7 separate regions of the Homo sapiens genome follow, and regions 1, 2, 4, 5, 6 and 7 are each linked to region 3. Evidence: chromatin loops called from intact Hi-C (ENCODE). Cell type or tissue: dorsolateral prefrontal cortex. All regions are shown on one strand.

Region 1 (4,000 bases), 260 kb after region 3:
TGTTCTTGGGGTATCTTGAGGGGTTCTGATTTATGTGCAAGGCTATTCACTCACACATTATTTACAGCACCATAACACTAGACCCAGCCTAACTGTCCTGCAACAGGGGATGGGTAAAAGGGATGATGGCGCTGGAGGTTAGCCAGTGATACTATGCAGCCATTAGCAAGCATGCTTCTGAAGAAAATGCAATAATTTGGGAAAGTACTCACAACATAAAATAGAGTAAAAAAAAAGTAGGACACACATTGCATATATAGTCAGTCTTATTTGGCAGAAGGAAATCTATACTTATCTATACTTAGGAAGAAGGACTAGAAGGAAAACTGGAAAACGTACGGTGGCTCTGTCTGCGTCTGAGATCATGGCTATCAATTGGGACTTTTGACAATGTCTGGAGACGTTTGGATTGTCACGCCTGGGGAGGGGGGGTGCTACTGGCAACTAGTAGGTGACACCAGGGATGACGCTGAGTATCTCGCAAGGCATGGGACACCACAGCAAAGAAGTGCTCAACTTGAAAACATGAATCGTGCTGAAGTTGAGAACCTTTGGTCTAAGATCATGGGTCATTTTATTTTCTTTACACTTGTTGTTATTTTTCAAATTTCCTAAAATGAACACATTTTACTTTTATAGAAGGCAGATACAATTTTTTACTTAAAAAAAAAAAAAAAAGCTACAAAGTAGGTACCAGTATGGGGAATTCAGGAGAGGCGAGCTCTGGAGATGCAGGCCCGGGTAGATAGTGGCTGCCTAAAGACAGGCGGATTGAGTCAGACTCTTTTTGGATGGTAACCTTGGGAGCTGAGGTGTCATCAGGGTAACAAAAATAAATCATGTAGTATATGGAGAGGGCGAACGTGCGTTGTTCACCAGTCCCAGGATCAGGAGGTAGAATGTTATTCTTTTAGGCTTTGAAAGGGTAACATTTGTATATAAAAGCTACTACTTTTTTAAGTTAAAAATAATTAGGAAACAGGGTGTCCCTGTGTTGCCCTTGCTGGAATGCACTGGCTGTTCATGGAGGTGATCGTAGATCACTGTGACCTCAGCTTGGAACTGCTGGGCTCAAACAATCCTCCCGCCTCAGCCTCTGGAGTAGCTGGGACTGCAGGCGCCGGCCACCACGCCCAGCTAGCTACTACTTTTTGTCCTGGTTTGTGAGCCTGCAGGCTGGTTATCCAAAAAGGTGCCAAGAGTTAAACATACAAATAGGTTAAGAAGGTTTGGTGTTTACAGAGAGCTCTACCAACAAAGGGTCCCCAGGTATAGACCCCACTCCAGCATGCAGACGAGTAGATTCACCATCCCTGCTGTCAGTTATCACTCATGATAACTACACTTAAACATCAATAAATGAATAAATGAGCAAAGGAACACTTGAGATGCGGCATGTGGGGTGGATAAAGTGGCATGTTCAGGGTTACAGTGACGAAACCTAGACTGGAAAGCCCCAGATCTCAAAACCCGGTTGTGATCTCTTTCCGCCCCCTGCTTAGCTGCCCCTCCTTGAGCAAGCTGATCAGGAAGATTAGAATTTTGGGGGGAGGGGGCGGTCGTGGTGGCTCAAGCCTGTAATCCCAGCACTTTGGGAGGCCGAGGCAGGCAGATCAGGAGGTCAGGAGATCGAGACCATCCTGGCTAACACTGTGAGACCCTGTCTCTACTAAAAATACAAAAAATTAGCCGGGCGTGGTGGCGGGCACCTGTAGTCCCAGCTACTCGGGAGGCTGAGGCAGGAGAATGGCATGAACCAGGGAGGCGGAGCTTGCAGTGAGCCGAGATTGCACCACTGCACTCCAGCCTGGGCGACAGAGCGAGACTCCATCTCCAAAAAAAAAAAAAAAAAAGAATTTTGGGGGGTGGGTGTCGGGGGATGGGGAAAGGGACTTTCCACGGACACCAGTAACGTGTCCCCACCATACTATGTCATGGGGAGGACTGATAGTGGGTGCCCCACAGTTCCTGAGGGTGCCTGCCCCGCTCCTTCACTCAGCCCTTGGAGACCTGGATGGGTGGGCACAGGAGGTGGTGATCTGGTGCCACCCAGTGGAGGGTTTCAATTCTGCAGCCCTGGGGCAGTCGGCCCAGGTACTGGGTAAATGCAGCCCACCTGATTCGGGGGCAGAGGCGAGGGATCAAAGGCGAATCATCTTTTTTTATTTTTTATTTTACTTTAAGTTCTGGGATACATGTGGAGAACGTGCAGGTTTGTTACATAGGTACACATGTGCCATGGTGGTTTGTTGCACCTATCAACCTGTCATCTAGATTTTAAGCCCTGCGTGCAGTAGGTATTTGTCCTAATGCTCTCCCTCCTCTTATCCCCCACGCCCCGATAGGTCCTGGTGTGTGATGTTCCCCCACCGGTGTCCATATGGTCCCATTGTTCATCTCCCACTTATGAGTGAGAACATGCGGTGTTTAGTTTTCTGTTCCTGTGTTTGCTGAGAATGATGGCCTCCAGCTTCATCCATGTCCCTACAAAGGACATGAACTCATTCTTTTTTATGGCTGCATACTATTCCATTATGTATATATGCCACATTTTCTTTAGTCTATCATTGATGGGCATTTGGGTTGGTTCCAAGTCTTTGCTGTTGTAAATAGTGTAGCAATAAACACGTGTGCATGTGTCTTTATAGTAGAATGACTTATATTCCTTTGGGTATACTCAGTAATAGGATTGCTGGGTCAAATGGTATTTCCGGTTCTAGATCAAAGGCTAATAGTCTTGCTGCCTTTGCAGAATCGCGTCCTAGTGGGTCCCTTCCCTTCCTGCCCACCAGTGCCTGGGCCTTTTTGTGATCCACCTTTCAATTGTTCTGGCTTCTCACGAACTTCCCAGGAAGACCCTCTAGACACAGGAGAGAGGAAAGAGAATGGGACGAAGGGCTTGGAAACTTGAGGGACCCATTGGAGCATGGAGTTCAAAGTGGAGAAAGAGGTGAGATGTTTAATCTCCACCACCTCCTACCTACCTCAATAATTCAATAACACATGTTCTTATTGAGCAATTTCGGTCTTTGTCAGGCACTGAGACACAGGTGATATCTATAGCCCTGCGTTGATGGAGTTTTATGGCTGGTGTGGGAGAAACAGTAGATAAATAATGGTGCAATTTCAGCAGTGACAAAGGCTGGAGGAAGTGGATGCTGTGAGAACCTAGCCTGGTGCTGGAAATGTCAGGAATTAAGGTACCTTAAGAAAAGATACCTATTCTAAGACTGGAATGATGAGCAAGGGTTTCACTTGGCAAAGAGGTGGGGAAAGAATAGCTTTCCAGGGGAGGGAATAGCATCGTGGATGCCTGGAGGCAGCAAGGGGGAACCGTGTTTACGCATAGAGACCCAGTGTGGCTGTGGCTTACTAAATCAGCAGGAATAGGGAGGGTGGGAAATGAGGCTGGGGTAGTCTGCGCAGGCCTGCCACGAGGAGCTCAGGGGTTATCCTAACTGCACTGGGAAGCCATTGAGGGGTTTTGTACAGGATCCCACCTGCTGAAGGGATGGGACCCAGATTATTTGCAGGGGGGGAGGAAATGGGCTGAGAAGACATTTGGAGTCGGGGGCCTGCTGAATCACTTGTGAATGACCCACTCCAGTTTACCAAGCACTTCCTGTGTGGTATCACCCCCTGCCAGGCCTCAGGGTGATGCAGAGATGCCCAGGTGGGGTGTCCTGACCCCTGGGCAGGCCTTTACAAAATAAATGGAAGGGAAGAGTTCTCTGGAATCACAGGCAAAGGAAATTTAAAACAAATACTCTTATTATAGGCATTTGCAAACCTTTGCAAAAGTAGAGGGAATATATAATAAGGTACCACAAATCTGTTAAGCCCAACGATTACCTGCCTTTGTCCAATCTTGTTTTATTTGTGCTCCCATCCCCTCCCCCAATCCCCTTGCCCTCCACCCCCTAGATTATTTTAAACCACATTTCTGACTTACTGTTTTAAATGCAAATATTTCAGAATGTATCTTCCAGGAAGAAGACAT
Region 2 (4,000 bases), 110 kb after region 3:
ATGGAGTGGGAAGAGATGGGCGGGTCCAGAGCTGGGGGGGGATTGTCACGGGGCGGGGGCAGGGGGACAGGCATGAAGGCCAGCCTTGCATTTCTTCCCAGCAGGAAAACCCTTGGTGCTCTGCTCACTAGCAGTCCTGCCTGTGGTTAGCACTTCCGAAAGCGAGTGCCAGCTTGTGGTCAGAGGCTTGAGCTGCCAAACAGGTTTGGCCTCCTGGTGTGCCTGGGTGTGACATCCTCTTCTGCTCTTCCTCTGTCCCCAGGCTGCCTGGCTCTGGGCGTGAGAATAGTCAGGCAAAAGGAACCAAACTCGCCCAGCAGGTGCTTGGATCAGCACTGCCAGGAGAAGACAGCCTGAAGGACCCACTCGTTGAACTTGGTGCTTCTAAAGAAGATATGCTGGGTCTGAAGCATGGAATGTCAAGTTAGCTGAGGAGGCCTAACACCAGCAGGTGCTTTGGGGTGGCACCAGGCAAGTTCTAAGGACAGTGGGCAGCTTCTAGAGAAACCACTGAGTTGTGATTTCCTGTAGATGAGAAGACAGCAGTTCTAACTAACTCAGGGTGTGGTGTGTTGGGAGAGGAAGGAGGAGAGAAGTGGGCCTTGGACCTTAAACAAGAATCAAGGACACTCTTGGGAGCATCCCCCAGCTTGTTTAGCATGTTTCGTCATGATTGGCATGGTCGTAGGAATCCCCTGAGACATGCTCTTTTCTAACCTTTCTATAATTAGTTGTCTTAACCTCTGTCTCCTTAAATAAAATGTCAGCTTCATGAGAGCACTGAGGGCCTGGGCCAGGCCCACGGTGAGCACTCAGTAACTACTTAATGAAGGAATAAATCAATACAGTGAGCAGAAGAGCTAGAAAGATCTTTAGCAAGGGTAACATCTTGAACTCTCTAAAATTGCCACCCACACTCCAGTCTACCCTGAACTCCTGATTCCCTTTACCATGTTCTATTCCCCCGATCACCTTCTGACATTCTTTAGAATTCACTTTTTTATTGTGTTTAGTGTCTGCTCCCCGCAACCCATTCCCACCTCATGCTGGAGCCGTCACTCCAGGAAAGCAAGGGTTTATTTCCCTTCTGCTTTTTTCATTGATGTGCCCCCAGATACTTAGAAACAGCGCCTGGTGCATGGTATATGCTCCATAAGTATTTGTCAAATGAATGAATGGCTGAAAGTGCCCGGAAGGCACTCAGCAGTGCCATCTGTCCCTGGGGACAGATGTAAGAATCCTCTTACAGTGCATGTCACCATGTGGCATGTGTACGTTGTGCTGGTGTCCAGTGGGAGGGGAACACTTGCCTCCTCTGGGAGGTGCTGCACAGGCTGGCCACCTGCGCTGGGCCTGCTTGGTCCTCATGGTTAACTGGGCCCCGGGGGTAGGACCACCCCCCTGATAAGTTAAGACAGCCCAGAGATACACAAGGGCTTTTTTTTTTTTTTTTTTTTTTGGAGACAGAGTCTCACTCTGTCCCCCAGGCTGGAGTGCAATGGCGCAATCTCAGCTCACTGTAACCTCCGCCTCCTGGGTTCAAATGATTCTCCTGCCTCAGCCCCCAGGGTAGCTGGGACTACCTCCATCACACCTGGCTAATTTTTGTATTTTTAGTAGAGACGGGGTTTTACCGTGTTGGCCAGGCTGGCCTCAAACTCCGGACCTCAAGGGATCCACCAGCCTTGGCCTCCCAAAGTGTTGGGATTACAGGCGTGAGCCACTGCGCCCAGCCCACGAGGGCTTTTTGGAATTGACTGGCAGGGCAGTGAGGGCCCCCAGGGCAGGCCGGAGAGGCTGACCAGGTAGTGAGTGGAGCTGTTCACAGATGAGGATTTTGAGCCTGTGGTTGGGCTGCATTCCAGAATCCAGCTGTGCTCCCATGACTTCCTTCCCACCTTATGCGCTGTGAGAAGCGGAAAAATACCTGGCTGAGAAACCGAGGGCTCAGGCGATATCCCTGTTTACTCCATCTCTATCATCTTGTCTTGCAACGAGTGACTGACTTAGAAATGTAATCCGGGATGGTCTTGGCTGTCTCCACGCCCTGGAGAGCAACAGGGTCCTGGTGCTGCCTGTTACCCTCGGGGAAAAGTGCAGACCCAAGTAGGTCCAGCTGTGTCCTTGACATCTCCACTTGTCCTGTCCAGGACGCAGTTGCCTAGCCCAGGTCTGGGCTACAGTGGCTTCTCACAGCTCAGTAAATGGCTAGTTTGTCCTTCCAGCCGCTGGAGGCAAAAACCTTGACTCCCCTTTTTTTCTCACATTCCACATTCAGCATGTTGAGAATGCAGGTTGGCCCTTCTTGCAAAACAGATCTTTAAACACAGGATCACTTCTCACCACCCTACCACTGTAGCCTTGGACTGAGCCACAGCTGCCACCACAATGCTGCCGGGCTGTTGCAGGCGCCTCCTGGCTGCTCTGCTGGTCCCTAGTCTGTTGTTTTCACAGGAAGGGTCTGAACACATCGTGCTTCTGCTTACCACAGTCCAGTGGTGCCCCATGTCGGCAGAGTGAAGACGCGGAAGCCCTACAGTGGCTGATGAGGTGCTACATAATTGGGTCCCCATTGCTGTCCTGACCTCAGCACCTGCTCCTCCCCGTTGGTCTCACTCCTGTGTCACTCCTGCCTCTGTCCTCCGCCTTCCGTGGTGTTTCTTTAAATGTTCCAGGCATGCTTCCTCATCAGGGCCTTTGCAGCCCAACTCCCTGTGGGGGCTGAGTAATGGTCCCCTGAAGATGTCTACCTTCTAATCTCTGGAGCCTGTGAATATGTTACCTTCTGTGGCAGATGGGATTTTGCAGTTGTGATTAAGTTGAGAACCGGAGATGGGGAGATAATCCTGGATTATCCACGTGGGCCCAGTGTAAGCCAAGGGTCCTTATGAGAGGGAGGCAGGAGGGCCAGAATCAGTGTTAGGAGATGTGATGTTGGAAGCAAGAGGCTGAGTGACGAGAGGAAGGGGCCGAAAGCCAGGGAAAGTGGGTGGGCTCCAGAAGCTGAGAAAGGCAAAGAAATGGATTCTCTCCTAGAGCCTCCAGGAGGAACCAGCCAGCCCTGCAGACATCTTGACTTTAGCCCTGTGAAACCTGTTTCAGACTTTTGACCTCCAGAACTGTAAGATAATAAATTTTCATTGTTTGAAGCCCGTTAGTGTATGGGAATTTGTTACAGCAGCCTCAGGATATGAATAGACCTCTTTATCTCCTTTCAGTCTCTCACTCACTCTGGCAGGTCCACCCCTTTGCTCTGTTTTTTCTTTTCCCCCCCTCATCATTTATCACCTTCCAGCAAAACTGGATCATTGACCTGTCTGTCTGGCTTGTTGTGGGTTGTGTATCTCCCCTGCTAGAATGTAAGCTCCCTGAGGCATGGATCTTTGTCTTGTTAACTGATGTATCCCAGTGTCGAAACCTGCGTCTGGTGTATAAGAGGTGTTCAAGAAACCTGTGTCGAATAAATAAATGAATGAATATGAATGAATGATTCCTTGGTCTGGAATACCTTCTCTTCCCATTGTCTCTGCCAGCTGCCCTCTAAGTCCACTTCAGACCCACTCCCTACCCGCAAGAGCTCTCCTGTAAGTGACTTCCCTGGCAGGATGCGGCTGGTGCTATCTGCTGGTCACCTTTCCTGAGCACCCAGTGGCTGTGAGCAGCCCGGCCAGTTGCAGAGACCCGCTCAGCCCAGGGCACTCTTCTTCAGCTTGCATTCCCCGGGGTAAGCCCTGCAGCAGCCAGGTACTCTGGAGAGTATTCATTTTGTTCCATGCATTTCTTACAGATGAGCACTGTCAGAGTCTAAGGGACCCAGCTGATCTCTAAACCCAACATTTTTTTTTTTTTGAGGCAAGAGTCTCACTCTGTCCCCTAGGCTGGAGTGCAGTGGTACAATCTCAGCTCACTGCAACCTCCGCCTCCTGGGTTCAAGCAATTCTTCTCCTGCCTCAGCCTCCTGAGTAGCTGGGACCACAGGCACACGCCACCACACTCGGCT
Region 3 (4,000 bases):
AAAACTTCTGGGTCAAGAAAGGATCTATGGAGAGAGCCATGTCTAAGCTAAGACTAGAGTTACCTGGGTGGAGGGAAGATGTATTCCAAGAAAAGATAATAGCATGTAGAAAATCCTAGAGACCTTCGGCCGGGCACGGTGGCTCACACCTGTAATCCCAGCACTTTGGGAGGCTGAGGCAGGCGGATTGCTTGAGCTCAGGAGTTTGCGACCAGCCTGCGCCACAGGGTGAAACCGCGTCTCTACTAAAATACAAAAAAATTAGCCGGGCGTGGCGGCGGGCGCCTGTAGCCCCAGCTACTTGGGAGGCTGAGGCAGGAGAACTGCTTGAGCCTGGGAGGCGGAGGTGGCAATGAGCCGAGATTGTGCCACTGCACTCCAGCCTGGGTGACAGAGTAAGACTCCATCTCAAAAAAAAAAAAAAAAAAAAAAGAAAGAAAAGAAAATCCTAGAGACCTTCAAGCGCCTGGCTCAGTAGCAGGATTGAATGACAGAAGTCATTGTAACAAGATGATGAGTTCTTCTAGCATTTGCTTGTGTCTTCTAAATGTTTTGGGTACAGACTGGTATTCTTCTGGGTCCTGGTGAGTGACACCGTGGGATTGCAGAACCACACGCTAACCATGAAGAATTGGGTGGAGCAAGGTAAAGTTGAAGGAGACCCATCAGTTCCAGAAAAAATGGCTCAGGCTACAGCCTGACGGGGCTACAAGGCTACAACCAGGGACTCTCAGCCTCAGTTAGAGCAGAAATGAGGAAAAATGGGAGACAGAAGATGCTTTTTATATACGAGAGGGGGTTCAATTCTGTGGTACCAACCACTTCTTTTTTTTTTCTTTCTTTCTTTGTTTTTTCTTTCTTTCTTTTTTTTTTCCAGACAGTTTCGCTCTTATGGCCTAGGCTGGAGTGTGATGGCGTGATCTCGGCTCACCACAACCTCCGCCTCCCGGGTTCAAGCGATTCTCCTGCCTCAGCCTCCTGAGTAGCTGGGATTATAGGCATGCGCCACCACGCCCGGCTAATTTTGTGTTTTTAGTAGAGATGGGGGTTTCTCCATGTTGGTCAGGCTGGTCTCAAACTCCTGACCTCAGGTGATCAGCCCACCTTGGCCTCCCAAAGTACTGGGATTACAGGCGTGAGACACTGTGCCCGGCCGGTACCAACCATTTCTAATCATGATTACTAAACACCACCCTGGTCCAGCGCACCCTAATCTCTCACTTGCATCAGAACAACAGCCTCTTAATGGCCTCCCCACCTCTGCCCCTGCCCTCTACTGCAGGGGTCCCCAACCCTCGGCCCCGGACCAGTACCAGTCCATGGCTTGTTAGGAACTGGGCTGGCCACGCAACAGGAGGTGAGCAGTGAGCAAGCCAGCGAGGCTTCATCTGCCAGGGCTTCTGATTTTGCAAGAGAAATCACATGTCTGGATTTTTATGTCAAATCCAACGCTTATGTATTGGCAAGTAAAGTTTTTCTTTAACATGGAGCTGGCCAAATAAATTAGAGGCACCAAATCTCTCATTTGTGGCCCCTGGTTTTGTGGAAAGGAGTGGTGCCACATTTGGAAAGTGGACTCCAAAGTCTGATGATGAGGCCCTAAGAGTCTTGCGTGGAGTGGGGGTGGGAGGTGGGGCCCGCAGCCCCCAACCTGGGCCTCTGGTTTACATGCCCGGCCACGGCCACTAGGGGGAGCTCAAGGCTTCCTCCCCTCTGATCACACCTGGGCAACTCTGCATCCCCTAGGAGCCAACAGCCAGGAACTCAGTCGCTCTGCAGGGCGAGGGGAGGTGCACAAGCAAAGTGGCCCAAGACTCTCAGGCCCACATGGCAACTTCTCTTTGGACTTCCCTTGGGATTTCTCTTGGGAGCTCCCTGTGTTGGAATTGTTCTGGCTCCTCTAGTTGTATTCCTGCCTCTCAGACCCTTGGTATCCAGATGCACTTGAGCAGCGTCCACCTGCAATAGCCAAGCAGGAACAGGCCAGGAGGAGAGGAAGGGAGCAGGAAGGCCCAAGCTGGGGTTATGACCAGAAGCTTCAGCACACACACTGGGGAGGACTGAATATCTGTTTCCTTAACCAACATTGGAGGACAGGCAGCTTATCAAGAATAGGGGGACTTGGAGGTGGGCGCACTGGCTCACACCAGTAATCCTACCACTTTGGGAGGCAGAAGTGGGCAGATCATCTGGGGTCAGGAGTTCAAGACCAGCCTGGCCAACATGTCGAAACTCCATCTTTACTGCAAATATAAAAATTAGCCAGGCGTGGTGGTGCATGCCTGTAGTCCCAGCTACTCGAGAGGCTGAGGCAGGAGAATTGCTGGAATCTAGGAGGCAGAGGTTGCAATGGGCTGAGATCATGCCACTGCACTCCAGCCTAGGCAACAGAGCAAGACTCCTTCCCAGGCAACAGAGCAAGACTCCTTCCCAAAAACAAAAACAACACCAAAAAAAGAATAGTGGGACTTGGCGACCGGGACTACTATGATCTGAATGTTTGTGCCTCTCCAAAATTCATGTGTTGAAACCTAACCCTCAATGTGTTGGTATTAAGAGGTGGGGCCTTTAGGAGGTGATTAGGTGATTAGGAGGTGAATGAGGTTGGTGCCTTTATAAAAGAGACTTGAAGGAGCTTGTTCGCCTTCCTCACCATATGAGGAAACACAGAAGGTGCCTTCTATGAGGGATGGGCCCTCACCAGACACTGAGTCTACTGGCACCTTGATCCTGGGCTTCCAGCCTCCAAAATGTGAGACAGAAACATCTTTTGTTTATAAATTACTCAGTCTGTGGCATTTTGTGACAGAGACTTGAACAGGCTAAGACATGGCCCAGTATCCTCTGTCTCATAGTTACTAATGCTCTCAGGAGGGAGGTGGTATCTCTGTTTTTGTAGACAAGGACAACAGACTTGGAGAAATGACAAACCCAAGGCCACATAGCTGTGAGTGGTGGGATTTCGTTGGAACCCAGGGCTGTGTTATGCAGGAAACTGCGTTCTGTCTACTCCACAGCTCAGCCCAGGAAAGAATGCCTAAGTGAACCATAAAAGCACAGGGTCACACCCGTGGTACTAGAAGGGAACTTTAAAGTCACTGAATTTGATGTCCCTTCAGACCTGACACCCTTCTTTATTGCTTCTAACTATTGGTCACTAGTGAAAACTCTCATGAATAAAACCAGCAAGGTTTCCCTCCCCTCCTGGCTGTCACCCACTTGGATTAGAATTTTTGTCTCTCTCTGTCTCTCCCCAGCCTGTGGGGCCTGACCACTGATAGCTTTGTCCCCTCTCCTTGAGAAGGTCTGCTCTGTGTTTGACTAAAGACCCCATTACAGAAATGAAACCCTCCTAGCTTCTCTAACAATGCATCTTTTATTTAAAAAGACCCCATTTAGCAAAAAGACCCTATGCTGGGATTTGAATCAAAGATCAGGAGAAGCAGAAGCCGGGAGCAAAAATGATGCGCTCCTTTGTTGTCGATCAGAGCCAGGCCCAGGAGGAGCATGTTAAAGAAAGGTTGTCAGGCCACAACTTTGGGGCACCTTGAACCAGCTTCCCTGCAAAGGTTCTCCGGACATTGTTCTGAGAAAGAGTGAGCTGCCCCCCAGCTTCCTCTCCTCACCAGCTGCAGACTGGCATCCCTGTCTCCCGGAGCTCTCTGGTTCCTTTGGTCTCCTCTTGTCTGCTTGGCCAAAAGAGACATCACTCACTGGTGCCATGAAGTCAGAGCAACAACAGGCCTGTGCAGATGTGCAGAGGGTGGGCGGTGCACGTGGGGGTGGGGAGCAAGCCTGGGTGTCATCAAAGCTGATGCTGATATGAGATTTAGTTCCTCTCTCCCACTCACTTCATTTGCACACTTTAACGCAACTTGCTGAATTACATGAGTTCAGTTGATAAGCCCTCCCTCCAGAAAGTCTTCCAAGAGAAAGCTACTCACTGTGAATGCACTAATCAGATCCAGCAAGAAGTTATTACAGCACCTTTCCCTGAAAT
Region 4 (4,000 bases), 100 kb after region 3:
TGTGCAAGAGTGTGTGTGAGTGTATGAGTGTGTGTGTGAGCGTGTGTGTGTGGCATGCACACATTCATGTGCATGTGATTTCTCTTTCCCTCACACCATTCATTAAGGGTTTCTTCCCTGAGAACTCCAGGAAGTTCCAGGAGAACGGACAGGATTAGAGCAAATACTTTCTCCTGTCTGAGAAGCGACTCCCCCATTTAACCCTTCCCCTTCCTTGAGTCCCTGGGACAATCACTGCTGGAGATTTGGTGGCCAGGGAACCCAAATAGTGTGGCCACCACCCCCGACCCCTGCTGTGGGTCCCTGGCAGGTCAGAGGGCTGCTCTGCGATGGGGGCCAGGGAACACATCAGCGCAGGCTTCATACTGCACAGATGGGTTGCACCCGTGGTGGTCAGAACGCACATGGAGCCAGCCTTGTCCAGCTCTCTCTGGCTCTGCTGATTCCAAGTCTGTGATAGGAATCGGGGCGGGTGTATGTGAGGGTAGAGAGGAGTGGAAGGGAAGTGTTTATATAAATAACACAGGGTGGAGGGGCTTCTGAAAGATTTACTAGCTAAATATTTTCCGGATGTTTTCATCATCCTTTAAGGCCCTTCCAGAGGAAGGCTAAACAAGACTTAGTCTAATTCCCCCAGTGGCCAGTGGCTCCCACCCACAGCTGACCCCCTCACACCCGGGCCTCATTCTCTACACCACCCTGCCCTCCTCCCTCCTCATCTCCCCATCACCCTTTACTCCCCTCTTTCATCCAACTGGGAAAGAAAGAACAATCCCCATTTTATCCTTTTATGATCATATTATACACACAGTTGTTTGACCTTTTTTTTTTTTCTTTTTTTTTTTAAGATGGAGTTTCGCTCTTGTCACCCAGGCTGGAGTGCAAGAGTGCAATGGCACCATCTTGGCTCACAGCAACATCTGCCTCCCATGTTCAAGCGATTCTCCTGCCTCAGCCTCCCGAGTAGCTGGGATTACAGGTGCACACCATCACACCCAGCTAATTTTGTGTTTTTAGTAGAGATGGGGTTTCACCATGTTGGCCAGGCTGATCTTGAACTCCTGACCTCCAGTAAGCCATCTGCCTTGGCCTCCCAAAGTGCTGGGATCATAGGCATGAGCCACTGCGCCCAGCCTTGACCTATTTTTTTTAAATTTAATATTCTCAGAATATATTTCTATCATTAAATATATTTACAGGTTTGTTTTAGTGTTTGTTAGTCACAATTTGGATAAACTATTAATTTGCAATCCCCTTATGATGGACACTGAGGTTCTTCCACACCCCCCCTTTTTTTTTTTTTACTGCTATTAAAAATTACTGAAGATAACCATTCCTTGTGATGATATCTTTTTGCACGGAGAGTAATTTCCAGGAAATGTGGACCACTCAAGTGCACATTTTGACCCATGGTGTCATACTGCTCTTTATTTTTATTTATTTATTGAATTTTTTTGAGGATTCTCACTCTGTCACCCAGGCTGAAGTGCAGTAGCGCGAACTCGGCTCACTGCAACCTCCACCTCCCGGGTTCAAGCGATTCTCTTGCCTCAGCCTCCTGAGTAGCTGGGATTACAGGTGCGCACCACCATGCTCAGCTAATTTTTGTATTTTTAGTAGAGACAGGGTTTCACCATGTTGGCCAGGCTGGTCTCCAACTCCGACCTTAGGTGATCCACATGCCTCAGCTCCCCCCCAAACTGCTGGGATTACAGGCGTGAGCCACTGTGCCCGGCCCCACACTGCTCTTTAGAAAGGTTGTACCAAGTCCTTGAGAATATCCAGTGCCCCATTCGCTGGCTAAGCCTGGCATTTGCAGGCCGAAAGAGAGCCAGCAAATCATGAGATCTGTAGCCACCTGCAAATGGTGTGCTGTGGGAGCTAGGCAGGCCAGAGCCCCGATCTGCCAGTGGGGATTTGTGCGCATGTGTGGGGTGCCTAGGATGTCTGGGTTCCTTCCTTCGAGATTTAGTAAGGAACTGTGTTGTGTGGAGGCTGCGCTTTCCTTTAGGAGCCCGTCCCATTGGGTCTCTCCAGGGAGTGAGTGTGTGTTTCTGGTCAGGCCTCACGGGCTCAAGTCTTGCAGAGTGAGGGAGGGGCAGTTTGCACTGGGCTCTGGACTGTCATTTCCATGTCCACCTTCAGCTTGGCCTTTTCTTGTTGAGTGCAAGGCCCCGCCACGAGGGGCTGGTTGGAGCTGGGAGCCGCGCGGGGAGCCCGCCCAGGCACAGTGGCGGCTCTGTTTCCCACTCCGCCTCCTCAGGGGCCCCCATTCACGGGAAGGAGAGTCACACATTCCCCCTTGAGATAAGAATAGAGCACGACTGTGCCCCAGGACAGAGTCCAGCTTCTTCAGCCAGCCCTGCGAGGCCTGGCAAGGGCTCCCAGATGGTACTGGCATGAGTGGGCCCTGGCTGCCTGCCCCACTGGCCTCTTGTGCATTGTGTGGCCCGGACACTGGGTACAGTGTGTGTCTGTCCGGGGCCCCCCTCCAGGAAAACCACTGTCTCCAGGCTCTGCTCAAGATGGAGGGGCTTGTCTCAAATCAGCTGTTCCAGGGCTCTGCTGCGCCCCTCCTCTTACCTGTGGGCCTTGGACTCCAACCTCCCTGCCTTGATTCCTCCAGCCACTGGTGTCTATTCCTGGACGGGCAGAATGGAGCCCACGTTTGTTGGGGGAGCAAGCTCTAGGTGAGGGCTGGTGGCTGGAGGTTGGAGGCAACAGCCTGGGGACCCCAAAAGTGCTGAGAGATGATAAACAGGACCAGTAGGGGCCACAGATTGTTTGAGTGATGATCAGAGTTTTGGGGCTTTCACCCTTAGCCCTGCCTGTGTCTGAGGCTCAAGATGGAAGAGCTGAGAGTCAGATCAACAGCAGGACTGGACCAGGCAAGAGGCATGGGTACATTCTGGCTCCTCTTGGAACCATTCTGGGTGACCTTTAATGTACTTTCCAGCCTTCAGATTCTAGGGTAGGGCTTCTTAAAGTGTGGTCCCTGGACCAGCAGCAACAGAACCAGCATCTCTTGGGAACTTGTTGGATGGAGCTGCATATTCCCAGGTCCTGCCCCAGACCTGCTGGCTCAGAACCCGGCAGTGGAGCCCAGCTGTCTGTGTTTTAACATGCTCTGGACCACAGCTCTAAGTAGGATGACAAACAATGCTTTCCAGAGTCTGACAGGTGACTCCAGTGAGTCTTGAGGCCCACCACAACCTGGAGAGCACATGCCCCACCTGAAGGCCGGATGCAGTGGCTCATGCCTGGAATCCCAGCACTTTGGGTAGGCCAAGGCAGGCCGATTGCTTGAGCCCAGGAGTTTGAGACCAGCCTGAGCAACATGGTGAGACCCCGTCACCTCAAAATCTAAAAAAATCAGCCAGGCGTGGTGGTGTGCACCTGTAGTCCCAGCTACTTAGGAGGCTGAGGTGGGAGGATTGCTCAGAGCCCAGGAGGTTGAGGCTACAATGAGCCATGATCACGCCACTGCACTCCAACCTGGGTGACAAAGTGAGACTCTGTCTCAAAATCAATAAATAAAAATATATAAAAACTTCATTTTATTTATTTTATGTTTAAACATGGGGTCTCCCAGCCAGCCTTAAAAAAAAGATCTTCAGCTTGCACTGTTCTAGATATTTCAGTTAATTGTACAACTGTCTGAGGTAGTGTTTTGGGTTTATGGGTAAAAAACCAAGGCTCCGTGGAGGTAAATAACTTGCCATATGGAGGAGTTGTGATTGAAAGCTGGGGCTTTTCACCACAAGTGGGGGTAGGCTTTCAACCCCCCTCTTCATGGCTGTTAATCAAACCAGCAGTCAGCCAGGGAGGGTGAGGGAGGGCGCCAGGGAGGGCGAGGCTCCTTCTGCTAGGGAGTTGTTGTTGAGTCGGGTCCCAGGGGGCCTTTCTCGCTTTGTTCTGAGAAAATGGGTGTGTTTTTGAGTATTTGAATAGGGCCATCACATAAACTGACTGGGAAAGTGCCTAGAACGGAGGCTGTCTG
Region 5 (4,000 bases), 190 kb after region 3:
TTGAGTATACCCACGTGTTTGTGCAGCCATCATCACCACCATTAATCTCCAGAATGCTTCCATCTTGCACCAGTGACACTCTGGACCCATTAAACACAAACTTCCCATCATTCCCTGCCCACAGCACCTGGTCACCTCCATTCTGCAACCTGTCGCTATTAATTTGACTTCTCTAGGTGCCTCATAGAAGTGAAGCAAATGGTATTTGTCCCTTTGTGTCTGGCTGTTGCACTGAGCATAATGTCCTTAAGGTCCATCCACATGGTTGCATATGTCAAAATTTCCTTCCAATTAGCCAGGCATGGTGGTGCGCACCTGTAGTCCCAGCTACTTGGGAGGCTGAAGCAGGAGAATCGCTTGAACCCAGGAGGCGGAGCTTGCAGTGAGCCGAGATTGCGCCACTGCACTCCAGCTTGGGTGACAGAGCAAGACTTCGTCTCAAAAAAAAAAAAAAAAAAAAAATTCCTTCCTTCTTAAGGCTGAGTAATATTCTATTGTGTTTATTTTACTACGACTTGCATTGTTTCCACCTTCTGGCTCTTGTGAATAATGTTGCCATGAACAGGCAGCAAGACCCTCCCTTCAGGACTCTGCTTTCAGTTCTTTTTGGTATATACCTATTAATGGAATTGCTGGACCATATGGCAATTCTTTGTTTAATTTTTTTGAAGAATTAACACACTATTTTCCACAGGGGCTGTACTATTTTACATTCCCACCAGAAGGGCACAAGGGTTCCAACAGTTCTCAATCCTTACTAGTACCTGTTCTTTTCTGTTTTGTTGATATTTGTTTATTTGTTTGTTTTGAGACAGAGCCTTGCTCCGTTGCCCAGGCTGGAGTGAGAGTGGTGTGATCCTAGCTCACTGCACCCTCCGCCTCCTGGATTCTCCTGCCTCAGCCTCCCAAGTAGCTGGGACTACAGGTATACACCACCACGACTGGCTAATTTTTGTATTTTTAGTAGAGACGGGGTATCACCACGTTGGCCGGGTTGGTCTTGAACTCCTGGCCTCAAGTGATCCACCCGTCTTGGCCTCCCACAGTGCTGGGATTACAGGCATGAGCCATTGTGCCTGGCCTTGTCTGGTTTTTTTTTTTTAAGAACCTGTCCTAATGGGTGTGAGCTAATATCTCACTGTAGTTTTGATTTGCATTTCCCTCATGATTAGTGATATTGAGCATCTTTAAATGTGCTTATTGGTCATTTTTATATCTTCTTTGGAGGAATATCTTTTGCTCATTTTTTTAAATTGGGCTGTTTGCTTTTTATTGTTCAGTCTGGACTCTTTTTGGACCCGGGGTAACTGCAGTGCCTACCTTTCAGCCACTGGTGATAGTAACAACAAAAATCCTAGCTTTCATTGAGCATTTACTTCGTCCACTAGGTGAAATGTTTACATGGATGCCCCACCCCCACCCCCTTTAATCTCTCACAGCAATCTTTTGAGAAAGATACTGTGATCATCTGCATTTTACACTTGGAGAAATTGAAGCTGGAGCCGTTGCCCAGGGTCTTGGAGCTAGTATGTAGTAAAACAACAGCTTAGCTCTGGTCTGACTCCATCCTTAGACGATTGTACTTATTTTCTTCCCCCGACCCAAGGAGCTGGCATTGAAACCTCTTCATAAATAAGTTTATCCATTTGCTTAATAGGGAACCACTCGGTCCTCAGGATCTTGGTTTCTCTAGAAAACCATATTTAATTCTATATAAAGAATCAGTTCCTAAAACCCCAAAGGTTTGCATCTGAAAGCAAACACAGAAATATGCGGCATTTTGAGTGCTAAATAGTCAGCTGCTCCAAAAACCTTTCTAAACGGAGTGATAGGATATATTCATGAAGGATCCAAGCCCTGCCCAAGCTCATTTAGTTGGTGGCTGCAGTATTGCTCTTGGGGTCCAATCCTTTCTCCACTTGTAACTAATGACTTTGTGATCCTCAGGCCCCTTTCAGTGGAGACCTCACATGAGCCTGTCTTTGTTCGTTATCTGTCCAGGTTTGATGGTGGCGAGGGCAGAGTGAAGGCAAGAGACCTTCATCTCGCCCCTCTGGAGGCACCAGCTTTCCACACAGTGGTTCTTTGGGGGAACATTCTCCGTTCTTTTTATGTTGGTTTTTATCTGGCCTTGGGTTCACACAGCTGGGGCCGGGGCCGGGGCCAGGACCAGAGCTGTGACTTAGGGTTGGGAGGAAGTTGGCCAAAACATTCTCCAGCAGGGCTTGGGCAGGCCCAGGAAGTCCCGCCTAAAACACAGTGGACAAAGCTGCCCTTGTCCACAGGCCTGGGGGTGGGAGGCATCTGCTCAGTGACACAAGCTTGGCCATTGTTTGTTGTGACCTCAGCCAACGTTTTTTAGCTGAGAAAGGGGAAAAAGAGGGAGAGTGGGAAAAAAAGAAAGGCCTCCAGAAACATTGCATCTGGAAAGTCCAGAACAAGTTGTTAATTTCCCAGCAAGCACTGGAGCGGATTTGGAAGGAACTATGCAATGTAGTGGGTTCTTTGTGAAAGAACAGCAATGAGCAAAGCCACAGGAACCTCCGCTGGGGTGCCCAGAACACTGGCCCTGGGCTAGCGACTTGCCTCAGCCCCATTTCCCGGAGAGGCTGCCATGAAGAGGAAGCCGGCGGAGTCTTGGTGCTGAGTCTGAGGGCTTCAGGCAGGACCCAAGACTCTCCTCTGAGGTAGCAGCCCCCAGAGAAGGTTAGCTGTTCTCTGATGGTAAGAATTGATTTTTCTTGCCTGCAGATGTATGCTCCAGTTTGCTTTTCTCTGCATGTTTCTAAAATGACTGTGCCATGGTAAAGAGGCAGCTCTGAAAACTGAGATTTGGGGTCTAACTGCTGAGCTGTGGTGGTCTGGGGACCCTGTGTGCTAGGGGGCACCTTTCACAGATCCAAGGCATGAGCAGGGAGGAAAAAAAAAAAAGACGTGGGTCATTGTGTGAGAGATCAGGAAAAGCGGATGGGAGGAGGAGAAAGATTTATGAAGGATGTCTTGGAGAGAAAGGAAGTCTTGGCTCCCCTAGTTACCTGGGGAGCAGTTTCGTAGTTGGAGCTGTGTGATGGAGAAGCAGAGTGGTGATGTGATTTTAATGGAGTCCAAACCTTGCTTCCTCCATGTAACTTTTTCCAAGTAAGAAACTTGGATTCTACCCACCTATCTGGCTTTTACCCCACGGCCCAGTTCTAGCTGGGGCATTGTAAGGCAAAAGCCATTTGAGGACTATAAAACTTTATGAAGGTAAGTGGGAGCTCCTGGGGTCATGGCTCCCTAGCAGAAGTACCTGCCCAGTAATGCACTGTGCTTCCAGGCTTGGCTGAGACATCTTTCCAGCTTGGTGGTGGAGGCTGCAACAGTGATGATGGAAGCTCTTCTGATACTTAGCAGTACAACAGCCTTGTTTCACCAATCTTTCCACCCCCAGAAGTTACGCATCCATCTTCTTTCTTTGCAAAGGAGGACCTCCAAGAGAGTGGTGATCACTCTCTTGAGGCTCTGTACAGCTGTGAGAGGTCCAGGTTGCATGGAAAGGCTGGCCTGTTTTGGTACATGGTCTCCCTCCAGGATATGCTCTCCCACCTCCCTGGGCCCATCAGCATCTCTGATTCTGGCATGGCTTCCTGTTCCCACAGTGCCAGGGGAAGGGAGATGGTGCTTGTTATCCAGGAGCATCTCTAACGGGTTAGTTGACCTAGGACCGTCCACAGCAGTGCTTCTCAAAGGTTAACGTGCATCTGAACTACCCGGGAACCTTTAAAATGTAAGATCCGGTGCTGGGGCAGGACCTGGGGCTCTGCATTGATAGCCAGATCCCAGAGAACTTCATGCTGCCCGTGCGGGGGCCACACTTGGAGATTTGCTGCTGTGAGGAACCCAGACCAATCACTCAAGTTCTGACCAAGGTGTGGCTGCCTTGGGTCTGACTGTAGGGCACAGGGAGTTCTGGCAGGCCTGTGTGTGGATCGTGGTTGGGTGCTTCATGGGGGTGGAGGGA
Region 6 (4,000 bases), 300 kb after region 3:
CCCTGATGAACTTCCGTGAGAACTTCAAGAAAGACATGAAGAAGTGCGACCACCACATTGCCGACCTTCGCAAGCAGCTCGCCAGCCGCTATGCCTCGGTGGAGAAGGTGAGAGGCCCAGGACGCTGGGCCAGGGCAGGTGCATGGGGGACTGCCTGGAAGAAGGGGGACTGGGAAGCCAGCAGTGGCTCCATACGCCAAGGCTGAGTCTTTGTCCCCAGGTAGGGGAATAGGGGGATGTCCAAGCCTCGTGCCTACGCCAGAGCACCCCACCCATCCAAGGGCAGATAGGAGCTGCCTCCCTGTGGTGCTGGAATGACCACCCAGAGGGCCAGGGGTGCGAGGAGAGGCTGCAGCTGCAGTGGGCAGTCGAGTGGCTGTTGGCGACCAGTTAAACCCCGAGCCTAGCAGTGCTGCTGCTGGTTCACGTGGGGCCCCGTGTTTAAGCCTCACCTGGCTGAGTCGTCCTGACTCAGTCACCGCCTCCCTGCTCTCCTTCCTGCTCAGGGATGAGGCTGAGTCCTGGGTGGTCTCACCTCCAGGGAACTGATGTTCAGCCTTAGAGGGAAGAGAGTGTGCCCCAGGGACTGATTCCCAGTCCCCAGTGCCTTAGAGAGGAGAAGGGGGCTCAAACTGCTGGGACACCCTGGGCCCAGCCAACTGCCGCCACCCAAGGACCACAGAGATGCCAGTGGTGGCCTGGAGGAAAGGCAGTACAGTGAGGGGAACAAGAGGGCCGAGGCTTGTCCAGCTCCAGAACGGGAGGGCTGTTGCTACATCCTATTAAGTGCTGCAGGGAGGTGACACAGATGGCCTTTGTGGTCCCTTCCAAGCAGAGGGGCTGTGACTTTAGGACTGCCTAGGTCCCCAGTCTTTGTACAGGCTCCATCGGGAAAAAAACGTGGTTTGAGAGATTGAGGTAGGCTGAGTCCAGATGTCACTGGAAGAGGCAAGGACGAAAAGAGTTGGGTTGTAGCCTCTACCTAGCTGGGTGGTGCCACTCTGGCTGCTGGGCCTCTCTGGACCACTGTGGCATCATCCACACAAACAAGGGGCGAAAGGACTCCAAAGGGAAGCTGGGCTGCGTGGCCCAGGAGGCCCACTGGCTCCGAGCTGTATGAGCAGCTTCTCCGTGTCCTTGGACCCCAGGCCCGGAAAGCCCTCACAGAGCGGCAGAGAGACCTGGAGATGAAGACCCAGCAGCTGGAGATCAAGCTGAGCAACAAGACAGAGGAGGACATCAAGAAGGCGCGGAGAAAGTCCACACAGGCTGGTAAGTGCTGGGCACCCGCCTGGCCTGGTCAGTGCACACAGAAGGAGAGGGCACGGGGCTAGGAGATGAGGTGACTGGCGAGGGTGCATCTCTCCTTTGCAAGACTGCAGCGAGGAAATTACTTCCCTTGTTTGCCAGGAGGTACCCCCTCTTCCCTTCTCTCTGACCCACACCCAGAGATCTCAAAGAAAGAGACTTTGGGGGTCAGAGGAAGGACACAGGCCGGGCTAGTTCTGGGGCATGGTAGAGGCTGGACTCCTTACTCTCTCCCTGGTCGTGGCTTTTTTTGTTTTCCGCCCAAGCCCCAGATCTCTGACCAGGAGGTGGACAAACTCCTTCATGCACTGAGAGCTCAGGGCCCTGTCCCTGTTCAGAGCCCACAGAAGCACACAGCTCACCCAAGCTGCCCACTTCCCCAGGAAGCAATGCTCTCTCTGAAGGTTCACCTATGGGGATGGGCTCCTGCCCTGGGAACAGAGGCTGACACTTTGTTTAAAGAAATAACCAGATTTCAGTCTCTTGGGAATAGTCTCCCAATGAGTTGGTTTCTGCTTCCACCTAGTGGTCAAAGTTAGCTAATACACAAAGAGGAAGAGAAGGCCTGGTAGAACCAGTGAAAACCTCGGTAACTAGATCTAAGGGAAGCCACGTTTCACTGCACGAGAGGACACGCATGTTGCCTCTGGAATTAGAATGTGTGCCGTAGTATTAGAGTTTGGTCTGTAGGTCCCTTTCACCTCAATTTCTGGTGAACCTGTTACAATTCCTTCATTATAGAAGAAAGCAGCCACCTTACATTTCAAAATAAGGTAAGATAGAAATAAGTCAATAAAAAATAATGTAATAGAAGGATAACGTTTATTATACAAATCTTATAATGCACAATAATAAATTACAGGATCAAGAAGTAGAGGGCACAGTATATTTATTGGTAGAGAGAAGGGGGGGCACAGAAGGGGAAGAGATCTGTTTAAATTATTAAGTTATTAAAAAAATAACTTATAGGCCAGGTGCAGTGGCTAACACCTGTAATCCGGCAGTCTGAGAGGCTGAGGCAGGAGGATCAGTTGAGCCCAGGAGTTCGAGACCAGCCTGGGCAACATAGTACCTCATCTCTACAAAAAAATTTGAAAAAATTAGCTAGGCATGGTGGTGCATGCCTGTAGAATCAGCTACTCAGGAGGCTAAGGTGGAGGATGGCTTGAACCCAGGAGGTTAAGGCTGCGGTGAACTATGATCACACCATTGCATTCCAGCCTGGGTGACAGAGAGAGACTCTACCTCAAAAAACAATTATATTGCAAAAACAGTATTGGTACATGGCAAAATATTTTAATCAGCAGACAAGAATATAAAATGCTATTCACAGAAATAATCACCATCTCTTCCTAGTGTTTTGATTTTTAAATATTTAAATTTATATACATTTGATCATACAATCTATCTTCTGAACTTATTTAATATATCTTGGAAATACCTCTTTTTCATTTCTGTAAATCTTTTTGCCCATCCATTCATGCATATCAAACTTTTTAATGGCTGGCCAGTGTCCAGTTGTATGATTGTACCCAAATTTGTTTCATCATTCCCTTAACTGAGGTTTAGGACTCTTAGATTGTTTCAGAGTGCTTGCCAGCCAGTGAAGCTGTGTTATTGTACCTGCATCTTTGTGTGTGCCTAAGACCAGATCTGCATATAGAGAGAATATAGTTGCTGAGTCAAAGGGTATTATTCGTCTTGATGGATATTTCCAAATTGCTTTCCAGAGAGAGCACCTATCAACAGCATCTATGAATAATGCCTGTTCTCTAAATGCTTATCAACATTGTGTGTTATCAAGATTTGAAATTGGTAGTGAGTGGGGAAAAATGATATTTTGTTTTTAATTTGCTTTTCTCCATAACCCAGGTTGAGTATGTAAAATATACATATAAATCATTGTTGTACTTTCTGTGAACTGATTAACTCATATCCTTTCCCCACTGACCATAGATTCTTTATCTATCAGGGAGATGAATCGTTTTTCATTTTAATTGCAGATATTTTTCCTAGATTGTCATTTGTCTTTTAGTTTTGTTCTTTGTAATTTTTTTTTTTTGCTTGTTTGTCTATTTTTTCTTGCTGTTTTTCTGTACAGTGATATTTCCCATAAGAAGCCTAGATTTCGGAGCTGATTTAGATCTTTTTTTTTAATCACCTAGAGGGTTTTTTCTTACTTTTTTTTTTTGTTTCAGGTGTTTATTTTTGTTTTTGTTTTTAAAATAGTGAAGGCCGGCCGTGGTGGCTCACGCCTGTAATCCCAGCACTTTGGGAGGCCCAGGCGGGCAGATCACGAGGTCAGGAGTTCAAGACCAGCCTGGCCAACATAGTGAAACCTCGTCTCTACTAAAAATACAAAACTTAGCTGGGTGTGGTGGTGTGTGCCTGTAATCCAAGCTACTTGGGAGGCCAAAGCAGGAGAATCGCTTGAACCCAGAAGGCAGAGGTTGCAGTGAGCTGAGATCGCAGCACTGCACTCCAGCCTGGGCAAGAGAGTGAGACTCTGTCTCAAAAAACAAAACAAACAAACAAACAAAAAAAGACAGTGAAATATGTAACCCACCAGACATTTATTTTTCCTTACACTGGTGGTCTAACCATATTCCACAGGTTCTTATTTGTGGTGGTTTTATTTCTGCTATTTTCATTATGTTTTGCTATTTGGGTTTTCATTTGATCTTCGAACCAA
Region 7 (4,000 bases), 270 kb after region 3:
TGTTTACTATAGCCTTGTGACCCTGGACAGTTTTACTTCTGCAAGCCCCAATTTCATGATCTGCAAAATGGAGTTGATGCCATTTAACTTGCTGGGGTTGTAAGGATGAAATGAGATTAAATATGTCAGATGGCTAACCTGGAGCCTGCCGTAATAAGCAAGCACTCAGTAGACAGTCGCTCTTGCACTGCTTCTCCCCTTAGCCCCCTCATCACCAACATCATCAGCATCCATAGGCAGACTCGAAGGCTGTTGCCAAGGCTGCTGGAGTGCTGGTTCCCCTCTCTGGGGGGCTGCAGTGGGAACGCGGTGGTGATGGTGGTAATGTGTCCATGACAGGAAGACAGACTCCTGCAGACTGCAGAATCCATCCCATAGGCTACTCTTTCCCCTTCCTGCCATGTATTTGCTTGGCTAGAGTCTGTACGTGAATGAACCTATGGAGAGAGAGACTTCTATCCCTGTCTCTTCTCCTTGGTGACTGGTACCTCCTGCCATGTAGCCTCCGTCTGCCTTTCTCCCTGTGCAGTTTTGTCAAGTGGGAAGGTATAGGGTGGGCCAGCTGGATGAGATGATGCACTAAAAATGTCTATGGAAGCTGTAGTTGGCCATAAAGTTGACGTTGGCCAGGAGCCCGTTGGGGTCACTAGAGGAGTTGCCATAAGTAGAGGTACCTCAGTGAAACCACAGTGTAGATCAGATCCATGTATCTCTGAGTGAGGTCCACAGATTCTGCAAATCAGAGGTGCTGGCACCACCTGGGACCTGCTGGATCAGGCCCAGCAGCTGAGAGTGCAGCTGGGACTCTATTTTGGACACTTTTTCCTCAGTTGATTCTGATGCACCTCAAAGCTTGAGGACCAGTGATAACCATCCATTTGACAGATGGAGAAATTGAGGCTCAAAGAAGTCAGATTCTCTGGCCAGGGTCTCAAGGCTAGTAATCATTTTCTTGTCTGTGAAATTAATGCTCTGTAAGGTTCATTTTTGCTAGACACCTTAAGGATATCAGTTTTCCTGAGTTGACTTTAATTAGCAACCCAAGTAAGACTGTATGGGAGTAAGGGTATGCGACCTTAGCAGGGGCATAGTCAAGCTCCCTGGTTTGCCTAATTTGCTGACGGGTTTCTGAGGCAAAGGCTCGCCCTCACCTGCAGATGGTCATTTGGCCAGGTGTCCAGGGTCGTGCTGGCCTGAGGGGCGGGGTGCCCCCCACTCCAAGCCGGTGGTTCCTTCTTGTTGAAGCCCCTCCATCCTTTTTCTGGCCTTTATCTATAAAGTGACAGCCACTTCCTTACATTCTACCAAGGAAGAGTAAGGCCAGACTGGCCGCAGTGGCTCATGCCTATAATCCCAGCACTTTGGGAGGCCGAGACAGGTGGATCGCCTGAGGTCAAAAGTTCGAGACCAGCCTGGCCAACATGGTGAAACCCTGTCTCTACTAAAAATACAAAAATTAGCTGGGCGTGCTGGCGGGCACCTGTAATCCCAGCTACTCAGGAGGCTGAGGCAGGAGAATTGCTTGAACCTGGGAGGCAGAGGTTGCTGTGAGCCATGATCACGCCACTGCACTCCAACCTGGGTGACAGAATGACACTCCATCTTAAAAAAAAAAAAAAAGAATAAGGTCATGCACAAGTCCTGGGGCACAAGTGTGATGGCCACCTGCGGTGCCTTAGGGGTAAGCCTGCTTCCCAGGTTGCTGTGTGGCTCAGGATAGGAGACATCCCAGGTCCTGCTTGGGGATCTCTGGTATTGAGCCCCCAACATAATTGCTAATAGAACAACAGAGACCCAGAATCAAACATTCTTTGGAGTCGTAGGCTCTTAGGACACGTGTAGCATTTTGCACTGGCAGTCCTTAATTTTCTCTGCCAGAACGATCCCAGGACTTTGGCAAACTGCTGAGGACCCCAGGCTCAGAGGTACTTGGGACTCTGGTTTTCTTACTGGCGGTGGAAGACATCAAAAGGCAATATAAAGACTGAGTGGAAGCTGGAAGTCGGTTTGGCTGAGAAATCCCTCCTGGCTCACGGGGTTGGGGGAGCGGGGAGTCAGGGAGGTGACCGAGCAGCGCCCCAGTGCACATTGTGTGTATTTAGGTTTGACGTTTTGGACCCGGGGGGTTTCAGAATAAAATGTCGTGTGCTGATTCCTCAGTGCCAGGAGGTGGTGGCCTTAACTCTCTTCTCCCCAGTGGATTCCGCGGCTTCAGGCAGCAAGCGGCACGCGGAACGTTCACCAGCAGAGGGCAGCGGAGGGGTTAACTCCCCAAATCACAGACTGAGAGAAGAGGAGGGGAGACCTGGTTTGGAGCAGTTCTCTCAGAGCCTGTGCAGGAGGCTTCCTTAATTCGCCTTCAGCCCGAGAGCTGGGCGTGGGAACAGCGTGGGGTCAGGGAGACCCCTGCTTGCCCTGGCCCAGAATATGGTGACTTAGGATTCAGACTGAGCATCCCTGATTCCCCAGCGCCTCCACCCTCAGGGAACCTGAATGGGGGGAAAAAATGTCCAATATGGAGAACAGCTTTGACGATGTTTCTTGCCTCTCTCCCCAGAACCTGGGATCCTCATCGCCAAGCAAAAAGCAGAGCAAGGAAAACACCATCACAGTAAGTGGCTCCCGAGGGGCGCCCTCAGGGTGGGCTGCGAGCTGGGGCATTTGGCTGGGCTGTTGCCATGGCGATGTGGACCGCCAAGCAGAAGTGATGCCCAACCTGGAAACGGGGAAGTTCCAAAGCTCGGATTTCACTCAAGTTCCCCATCCACATGCCCCTCCCACCTCCCCTTCTCCTGTCAATTTCACATTTCACTTCTCTCCTGGTGAACAAGTGGAAGGAGGATGGCTGGGATGATGCAGAAGCCGTTTTTTCAGGGCAGGAGGGGAAGGTATGCGTGCGGGAGTGGGTTGAAGGGGGTGGACTGTGCTCAGCGCAAGTGATGTGACGTGTAAATTACAGCCACGGCAGGGTTGCTTTTGTGCGGGGTAACTTCTGGAAGATGTCAAAGTAAAAAGCAAGAGAAAGCGTCCTAAGAATAGAGTTCCTAGGAGTCCCTGAGGGGAGCAGGCAGCTTCTGCCTAGAGTGGCCAGCCTGCCTCCCAGGGCGCTTCGAGATGCCCAACCCCATGTGGAGATGAGGGGGAGCCCACCCCACCCACCCCCATGCAGAGATGAAGGGGAGCCCCACACTCCACCTCTGCTCCTCAGCCCTGTGTTTGGGGCAGCTGGGGCTGGACATCATTGCCCCCTGAGGGGCACAGGCCTGAGAAGTGTGGTCGCAGGTTTGCTATTTTGGCACAAGGGCAGGAGAGCAGGGAACGGGGTATTGCTCTCTTAGGCTCCAACTCACACAGCTCTGAGCCATTCCGACCACCCCTGTGGAGACAAAACCAAGAGTGGGTGCATTTCCCTGCTTCGTCCAGGCTGCACATCCTGCTTTGGGAGAAAAAGTGTAGGTAAACAATTAACAATAACAATTGCTGCAACTTTTGTGTGCACTTATTATGCACATGTAGTGATCCAAGTGGCTCATTTAATTGTCCATTAGCTATATGAAGTGTCAGTCGTGGAATCAATATAGTATAACGATGATGAACGTGGACTCTGAGGCCAGAGTGTCGGTTATATTAATGACAGTGCAACAGCCTGGGGCAAGTTTCTTGACTTCTTCCCGTCTCAGTCAATAACTGTCAAGTGGGGAAATGGGGGGTAGTGGGTGGTCTCTGCCTTAGGGATGGTGTAGGGACTAAATGGGTCCATCCATGGAAAGCACTTAGAACAGAGCCTGCATATAGTAAGTGCTCTGTGCACACTCATCACCCTGTTTACAGATGAGGAAACTGAGGCACAGAGCCGCACCTTGCTCACGGTCACCCAGCTGGGAAGTATCAGGATTTGAAATCTATGTCCTTACCACAGTGCCCCTTCTGGAGCTGGCTTGGGTTCCTTGTGTCATGAGCTCCTTTGGAGTGCCCTGTGCTGATGGACGGTGTCTCCAAG

Evidence for each region. Peaks named below come from ENCODE experiments on the same cell type or tissue, not always from the same donor. Only the 100,000 strongest peaks of a DNase experiment are listed, where the experiment ranks them.
Region 1: it touches region 3 in a loop (3-fold over the local background); 56 of 110 quality-filtered maps call a loop at or near these places.
Region 2: it touches region 3 in a loop (4-fold over the local background); 15 of 110 quality-filtered maps call a loop at or near these places.
Region 4: a loop joins it to region 3, with 4 times the contacts of the local background. A loop is called at or near these places in 15 of 110 quality-filtered maps.
Region 5: a loop joins it to region 3, with 1.8 times the contacts of the local background. A loop is called at or near these places in 4 of 110 quality-filtered maps.
Region 6: a loop joins it to region 3, with 13 times the contacts of the local background. A loop is called at or near these places in 29 of 110 quality-filtered maps.
Region 7: it touches region 3 in a loop (2.4-fold over the local background); 55 of 110 quality-filtered maps call a loop at or near these places.

The regions. Positions count from the first base shown.
Region 1 is chr17:9,963,851-9,967,850 of GRCh38, reverse strand. The region is part of intron 4 of GAS7 (growth arrest specific 7); the gene reads left to right. Among named protein-coding and RNA genes, the nearest start is that of RCVRN, 61 kb to the right of the region's middle. In dorsolateral prefrontal cortex, a CTCF peak has its summit at 2,066 (motif pointing left); a DNase peak (open chromatin) is centred at 2,045; H3K27ac peaks cover 509 bases.
Region 2 is chr17:10,116,164-10,120,163 of GRCh38, reverse strand. The region is part of intron 1 of GAS7 (growth arrest specific 7); the gene reads left to right. Among named protein-coding and RNA genes, the nearest start is that of GAS7, 80 kb to the left of the region's middle. RefSeq lists enhancers at 1-604, 779-1,306, 1,837-2,366, 2,367-2,896. In dorsolateral prefrontal cortex, CTCF peaks have their summits at 2,232 and 2,433; a DNase peak (open chromatin) is centred at 2,473; H3K27ac peaks cover 3,094 bases.
Region 3 is chr17:10,224,734-10,228,733 of GRCh38, reverse strand. No RefSeq gene overlaps it. Among named protein-coding and RNA genes, the nearest start is that of GAS7, 28 kb to the right of the region's middle. In dorsolateral prefrontal cortex, CTCF peaks have their summits at 1,492 and 1,692 (motif pointing right); DNase peaks (open chromatin) are centred at 1,693 and 3,723; H3K27ac peaks cover 1,909 bases.
Region 4 is chr17:10,122,371-10,126,370 of GRCh38, reverse strand. The region is part of intron 1 of GAS7 (growth arrest specific 7); the gene reads left to right. Among named protein-coding and RNA genes, the nearest start is that of GAS7, 74 kb to the left of the region's middle. In dorsolateral prefrontal cortex, a CTCF peak has its summit at 2,341; a DNase peak (open chromatin) is centred at 2,420; H3K4me3 peaks cover 1,124 bases; H3K27ac peaks cover 1,994 bases.
Region 5 is chr17:10,035,158-10,039,157 of GRCh38, reverse strand. The region is part of intron 1 of GAS7 (growth arrest specific 7); the gene reads left to right. Among named protein-coding and RNA genes, the nearest start is that of RCVRN, 130 kb to the right of the region's middle. In dorsolateral prefrontal cortex, a CTCF peak has its summit at 2,243; DNase peaks (open chromatin) are centred at 2,247 and 2,537; H3K4me3 peaks cover 2,306 bases; H3K27ac peaks cover 4,000 bases.
Region 6 is chr17:9,922,748-9,926,747 of GRCh38, reverse strand. It overlaps GAS7 (growth arrest specific 7), which reads left to right. Exons shown (of 14, transcript NM_201433.2): 10 at 1-107; 11 at 1,149-1,272. Among named protein-coding and RNA genes, the nearest start is that of RCVRN, 19 kb to the right of the region's middle. RefSeq lists an enhancer at 765-1,691. In dorsolateral prefrontal cortex, CTCF peaks have their summits at 1,635 and 1,835 (motif pointing left); no DNase peak of the experiment used is centred here; H3K27ac peaks cover 2,559 bases.
Region 7 is chr17:9,957,813-9,961,812 of GRCh38, reverse strand. It overlaps GAS7 (growth arrest specific 7), which reads left to right. Exons shown (of 14, transcript NM_201433.2): 5 at 2,558-2,611. Among named protein-coding and RNA genes, the nearest start is that of RCVRN, 55 kb to the right of the region's middle. RefSeq lists a silencer at 2,800-2,993. In dorsolateral prefrontal cortex, a CTCF peak has its summit at 2,234 (motif pointing right); a DNase peak (open chromatin) is centred at 2,242; H3K4me3 peaks cover 1,869 bases; H3K27ac peaks cover 1,168 bases.